2 separate regions of the Homo sapiens genome follow, and region 2 is linked to region 1. The links are chromatin contacts, found by Hi-C or POLR2A ChIA-PET in ENCODE. All regions are on one chromosome and are shown on one strand. The core of a region is the stretch at or near the end of the contact, and the rest is flanking DNA. Distances in the headings are between cores, read along the strand shown.

Evidence for each region. A loop is a pair of places that touch in the nucleus more often than their neighbours do. ChIA-PET counts read pairs that join two places held with the same protein, here RNA polymerase II (POLR2A). Pooled maps may share reads with other maps.
Region 2: a loop to region 1 is called in a map of naive thymus-derived CD4-positive, alpha-beta T cell, with 13 times the contacts of the local background. The contact joins the enhancer-like site here to the promoter of TMSB4Y in region 1. A Hi-C loop is called at or near these places in 2 of 168 maps with a recorded cell type or tissue (both naive thymus-derived CD4-positive, alpha-beta T cell) and 4 of 50 pooled maps. POLR2A ChIA-PET finds 5 or more read pairs at or near these places in 1 of 52 experiments (CD4-positive, alpha-beta T cell).

Annotation. Positions count from the first base shown.
Region 1 is chrY:13,702,347-13,705,385 of GRCh38, reverse strand. TMSB4Y (thymosin beta 4 Y-linked) reads right to left here and starts at 1,487. Exons shown (of 2, transcript NM_004202.3): 1 at 951-1,487; 2 at 1-161. The coding sequence starts at 1,050. The coding sequence ends at 127.
Region 2 is chrY:15,423,123-15,426,161 of GRCh38, reverse strand. No RefSeq gene overlaps it. Among named protein-coding and RNA genes, the nearest start is that of NLGN4Y-AS1, 620 kb to the right of the region's middle. Within about 2 kb of position 1,386, at least 4 of the 41 ENCODE cell types and tissues checked have a DNase peak (open chromatin) inside an H3K27ac peak, as active enhancers do.

The DNA of each region.
Region 1 (3,039 bases), core at 238-2,737:
GGGCAGCATAGTCCTTTCAAACTCATCCAACGTGTTTGCATCTAACCAAGTTAAACAAGTAAAAGAAGTAAAATAAGAAAGCAATGCTTGTAGAATGTACAGTAGATATTGGTGGCACATGCCTGTTTAAGATTCGCCTGCTTGCCTCTCCTGTTCGATAGCTGCGACCAGAAAAAAACAGAAAAGGAAAAAGATGGAGTGGGATGATTAAGGGGTTTCAGTACAGCCTAATATGGATGGGATGATTAAGGGGTTTCAGTACAGCCTAATATGGAATTAAGGGGCTTTCATTTGCAACATCTTGTCATATCCTAAACGTTCTGCAAGTGTACCTAGCTAGGCATGTCATAATCAAATAAAAAATGTATATTGAGTATATTAAATAGCCGTACATTTTCAGTGATAAATGTGTTTGTATATTATTATAGCGCATTAAATATTGCATTATTAAATTAATGAACCCTGTGTTCATGCAACCTTCCCCCTTAAGGATCGCCCTATTGTTTTGTTTGTTTTTGTTTTGGTTGAGATGAAGTCTCCCTCTGTCACCCATACTAGAGTGCAGTGGCAGGATCTGGGCTCACTGCAACTTCCCCTCCCAGGTTCAAGCAATGCTTCTGCCTCAGCCTCCCAAGTAACTGGGATTACAGGCGCCCTCCAGCAAACCAAGTTAATTTTGTATTTTTTGTAGAGACGAGGTTTCCTCAGGCTGGTTTCGAACTCCTGACCTCAGGTGATCCCCGCCTTGGTCTTCCGAAGTGTTGGGATTACTGCACTAAAAGTTATCTGATTTTTAATTAACCTTTGCAAGCCACATTCACCAACTATCTGCTCCTTGAGCGCCCTCCCCTGCCTCCCGAATTCTTCCCGTGGCAGCTCCCAGTCTCCCGCCCTCCCACCGCCCGCTCGCATTCCAGCCTTTCTAAAGATGGGGGAGGATCGGAGCTTACTTTCTTTGGAAGACAATGGATTCTTCTCTTGCGTTTCTGTCTTCTTCAGTTTCGACTTATCGAATTTCTCGATCTCAGCCATACCAGGTTTGTCAGACATGGCTGCGGAGGAAGCCGTAGGGAGCAATCCAAAGTGAGCGTGAGAAACAGCCACCTGTCCGGGTCTCTGTACTGGGAACTGTGCTTCTGCCCTCCGACCCGCAACCTGAGAAAGCCCTTCTCGCCCTCCGTCCCCTGCTGTTTCGCGCTCATGAGCTTCCTCTTTCCACAGAAAAAGAGGCGACACCTTTCCTCAAATATTTGAAAACGCAGGGGACCAAAGAGGACAGATCCCTCTCAAAGTGGAATGTTCCGGAATAAAGGAATTTGACCCCTGTGAACTGTTAATTACAGCGTTTAAAATTAAAGGCTGGCTTGGAAGAGAATAGGAAAGCCACTTCCGCGTTCAAGTGGTTAAAATCGGGCAAGAATTCCTAAAATGGAGCCCAGGTCGCAAAAGCACTTCCATTTTGTAGCCACGGCCTCTCTGCAAACAACGCAGGCCTGGTCCTGCGCCCGCTTTCTAGTCTTCTCACGTAGGCGGAGGCTGCAGCTGGAGCTTGCGACAACCGCCCTACCAGCTTCCTCGCCCGCGCCACACTGCAGCCCAGCACACAAAGCGCGGCCCGGAAGCTAGTCCTGCCGGCGCTCTCGGCATTTCGGCATCCCTAGCACACATGCCTCTGCAAGAAGGGCTGTGAAAATGTCACAGCGCAGCGCCGCCGCTGCCAGGCTGCACAGATGCAGCCCGCAGAGCCGTCTGAGGCTGGGAGACGGCTCGGGGCTCGGGAGATGAGTGAGCCTCAGAACAAAGGATCTGTCTGTTCCCACATCTCAGCCTCCAAGACAACGCACAATACCTTTGAGAGCAAACACTAAGAAATTTTTTTTTTTTTTTTTTTTTTTTTTTTTTTTTTTTTTTTTTTTTTTTTTTTTTTTTGAGACGGAGACTCGCTCTGTCGCCCAGGCTGGAGTGCAGTGGCGGGATTTCGGCTCACTGCAAGCTCCGCCTCCCGGGTTCACGCCATTCTCCTGCCTCAGCCTCCCAAGTAGCTGGGACTACAGGCGCCCGCCACTACGCCCGGCTAATTTTTTGTATTTTTAGTAGAGACGGGGTTTCACCGTTTTAGCCGGGATGGTCTTCATCTCCTGACCTCGTGATCCGCCCGCCTCGGCACACTAAGAAATTTTAACACGAACCCTCCGAGCGGCAGTACATAAACGCCGGTTTATTTGCTTTGTTCTTAAATCATCGATTTCCCCACCGCATTACCCAGCATCTAGGGTGTTTCGCATCCCCACCTCCCCAAGGCAGCTTTCCCGGGGATAATCACTCGGCTTGGCTTTAGGGGATGTCTTCACAGGGACGCGAATAATGAAGGGGCAAGCGCGGCATGAAGGGGAGGGTAGAAGGAGTAAGGATGCAGGGGCCCTGGGGCTTACCTAAGCCAGGCGCGTAAGGGAGTGAAATCTAGTCTACACAGTGTCCACCGCGGAGTTGCCAGGACGGGATGGGCAGGCGCTACTTTATAGCCCTCCTATGTAAATGAGTTGATGTCACCCACAGGCCCGCTTAAGTCTTTCGCTCCACGTCTCGGAAGGGCGTCTGAAAGCTGCCGGGCGGTTGGGGAGCCCCAACGCCACCCTAGGTGCACCATTGCCCCCTAACCACAACGATGGCGAAAGATAAAATGAGCAAAGCACCTTCCAACACTTCCTTCAAAACGCATTTTCCCCTTTTACAACAGGAGCGTAAAAATTGCTCTTGCGGACTGGTGCATATTATTTAAGGGTCGGAGTAATACCTAGGGTAACAGGCATTGTTTTACTGAGAAACTGGCTTTACCTACTGAGGACATACGCACGCAAAGGCGCGGTGTCCCTCCCTGGAGTGCCTGGTCAGCTACAGGGATATCATTCCTGTGACTCAGCTTTCAGACCAGTGGAGGCCTATGCGCCCCACCCCGGACCTCTTCCTCACTGGCGTTCCTCTTGCCTTTGGCAGAAGGTAAAGCAACCCTCAGTGATTTTAAAAGAGAAACTTTCAGCC
Region 2 (3,039 bases), core at 137-2,636, 1.7 Mb before region 1:
AACCCGTTACCTCAGATGGAAATGCAGAAATCACCCGTCTTCTGCATGGCTCATGCTGGGAGCTGTAGACTGGAGTTCTTCCTATTCGGCCATCTTCTCCCACTTTATTTTTAATAGTTGAGTTCTGAACTATTTCAGCCACAAATGTTGGTCCATTTTCTGATCTTATAGTTAGAGGCAGTCCAAATCTGGGAATAATGTCTCTTAACAACAACTTGGTCACTTCTAGTGCCTTCACTGTCCAGGTGAGGAAAGCCTCGACTTATCCTGAAAAGGTGCAAATGAACACCAACAGGTACTGATAGCCCCCTTTCAGGGCAATTCTGTGAAATCCATCAGCAGTTTTTCACAGGGCCTGGCTTCTGTTTCCTGAACTCCTGGGGCCAAGTAGGTCCTTGTTTTGGATTATTTCAGGCACAGGATAGACGTTGTTTGCAGACAGCACGCATGATGGCAGAGAGCTGTGACACATAGAAATGTCAACCTATCAAAGTCTCTAGGATCATGCTTCTAATGTGTGTTCTTTGGTGGAACTATTTTACAAATCTGGGGCTATTGTCTCTGGGGCAGCTAGCCTCCCATCAGAGAACAGCCACCGTTCACTTTTAATATATTTCCCTGTTTCCTGACCAAACCAAAACTTTTCATCTAGAGTGTAGCTTGGGATCTCTGGGAGGGGAATCTCCAGGAGGAGAGGCATAGCTAAGTCTTTCTCTTTAGAACGTGGAGTTGTCATTGAAGCTTTCTTTGCCCTGTCTGCCTTTCTATTTTCTTTGGCCTTTAGTGTTCTTGCTTTTTGGTGCCCCTTTCAGTGCATCACTGCCACCTCTTTTGGGTCCCATACGGCATTTAAGAGCTGTAGAATTTCTTCCTTGTACTTTATTTCTTAGTTCCAGCTGTTAAAAATCTTTTATAACACTGGCTGATGCTTTTATCTCCATGTTGGAGCACCTCTGAGCTTTTTATATTGGTTGCCTTTTCTTTTACCATCATTTAGCCTTTGCAGAAGTACTTCTTGGCACTTTGTAGGTGTTGAAGCTGGACTGCATCATCTGGGTCCTAGTGGGGGTCCCCTTGTCCTCTTAAGAGACATGAGCATAACATTGGCATGGTCAGAACTGAGATGGCCTGACTTTTTGAAACTTTCACAACTTCCCGAGCTCTGATTTCTCCTTCTCAAGTGAGACTAGGAGCATGTATCTGTTTGAATTTAGCTCCTTAGGGGCAGTTAGCCTTGGTAAAGGGGGGTAGATTGGAATGTAGGGAGGAGGGGTCTCTGTTCCCTCCTATAGTTCTTGCAAAGCCGGTTTTCTCTTTCTTGAGACTTTTCTTTTGTCTCCGTAGCTTCCAGGGCAGCTGATTTTTACTTTCACTTTTGGCTCTGCGTGCTACAAGCCTCTGTGACTTTCCCTTTAACTCTGTAGTTGCCAGTGCAGCTGATTTCTCTCAACGTGAGCTGCGAGCATTCTACAATAAGCTGCTAGGCAATGCTGCATTCATTTAGCCATGAGTCTATATGAAGACTAGGTCTGAATGCCCTGGCTATCCTCCAACCCTAGTCACCACCTTAAAACACGACCAATTTCTCTGTAGTGCCTTCAGCCAGCCATCTGACATTGAAAGAAGGCTAGTCTAATTCACAGTATATCCTTAACTTTGGAACATCCAGTCTTATCCTATAATTATCTCTAAACGCTTTTTCAAAATTCTTTATCATGCACTCCAAAGGAGTTGGTTTTGACACTTGCTCTCCCATTTTCTCTCTTGCATCGCACTTTCACTGTCACTTTTACTCTCTGGTCCATCAGACCGGGTCCTATTATGGGAGTTTCAGATGCTGCTTAGCCAGGAACATGCATTCTCCTGTTAGAGCCTGCTGTGGCTGCAGATCTGGTCCTATCACCTGTATGCAATGTCCTAGGTCTGATTTTCCCACACTCACCTCAGAGCACACAGCCTGTGCTAAAGGACTTGTGCCTCCCCACATCATTGCCAATGTTGGCCTCTCCTGAGACCATCTCTTTAACATACTTTCACACACCTCCCCTGCCCCAGGACTCCTCACTGGGTGAAACAAGTCTCTTCTGTCCTGGTTGACTGCAGTTAGACTCCCACATTCACACAAATACACACACCACTCCTACCGCAGGACTCCTCATCAGACTAAATGAGCCTCTTTTGTGTCCTGGGCAGGTTCACATGCACCCACACACTCCCAGTTGGAGTAGCAAGCTACTCTTGCCACCCTGACAGCAAGCTCTGCCTTGCTGCACTTGCCACTCTATCGGCCCATTTTCTCCTTTTTTTCAGTTCCAATGAACCACTTTCATTTTGTTAGTGGGGACATGAGGTTCATCCAAGTTGGCAGGCCATTCCTGCTGTCCCCAGATGCTCTAGCTTTGATTAATTGTCAGTCCCCAACAGGTGATCAGGCTCCCCTTTGTCCCTATGGGATGGGCTTTGCTGCCTTGGGCTCTTACTCCTTACCATGGTTTATGAAGTGCTGGTATCATCCTGCAGCTCCATCCCTGGTTCCATTACACTAGTGGCCAGGGCACTGGGATCAGGGGAGAGCTGGTTTCCATCTGGGTGAAGCTCCCTCATGGCATGCCTTGGATGCTGGGTTTCCCCTGGCCCTGGGGCTCTAGTCCCACAGGCAAAGGAGACAGTAAATCTCCAATCCTGGATGAGCTCCCAGAAATGTGATGGTATTGGTAAGTAATCAGAGAGACCGATGGGGTTCAGGAGGAGGATATGTATTATTTAGTTGCACTGGCCCAGTCGGATTAACATCCAAAGGACTAAGCCCTGAACAAAGAGTTAAGTTACCTTTTAAGTATTTTGTGGGGCTGAGGGAGATCTGTACAGAGAGAAGCATATTACAGACGCAAGAAACAAATGCAGTTATTCAATTAATTGAGAGATGTATTACATGATTTCTTACTTTTCAACGAAAAACAAGTTTTGTGACTTGAGTTTATCTGTCTAGTGACCTTGCAGCTGCTCAGCTAGAGAAACAAGATATTCACCATGCTGGGA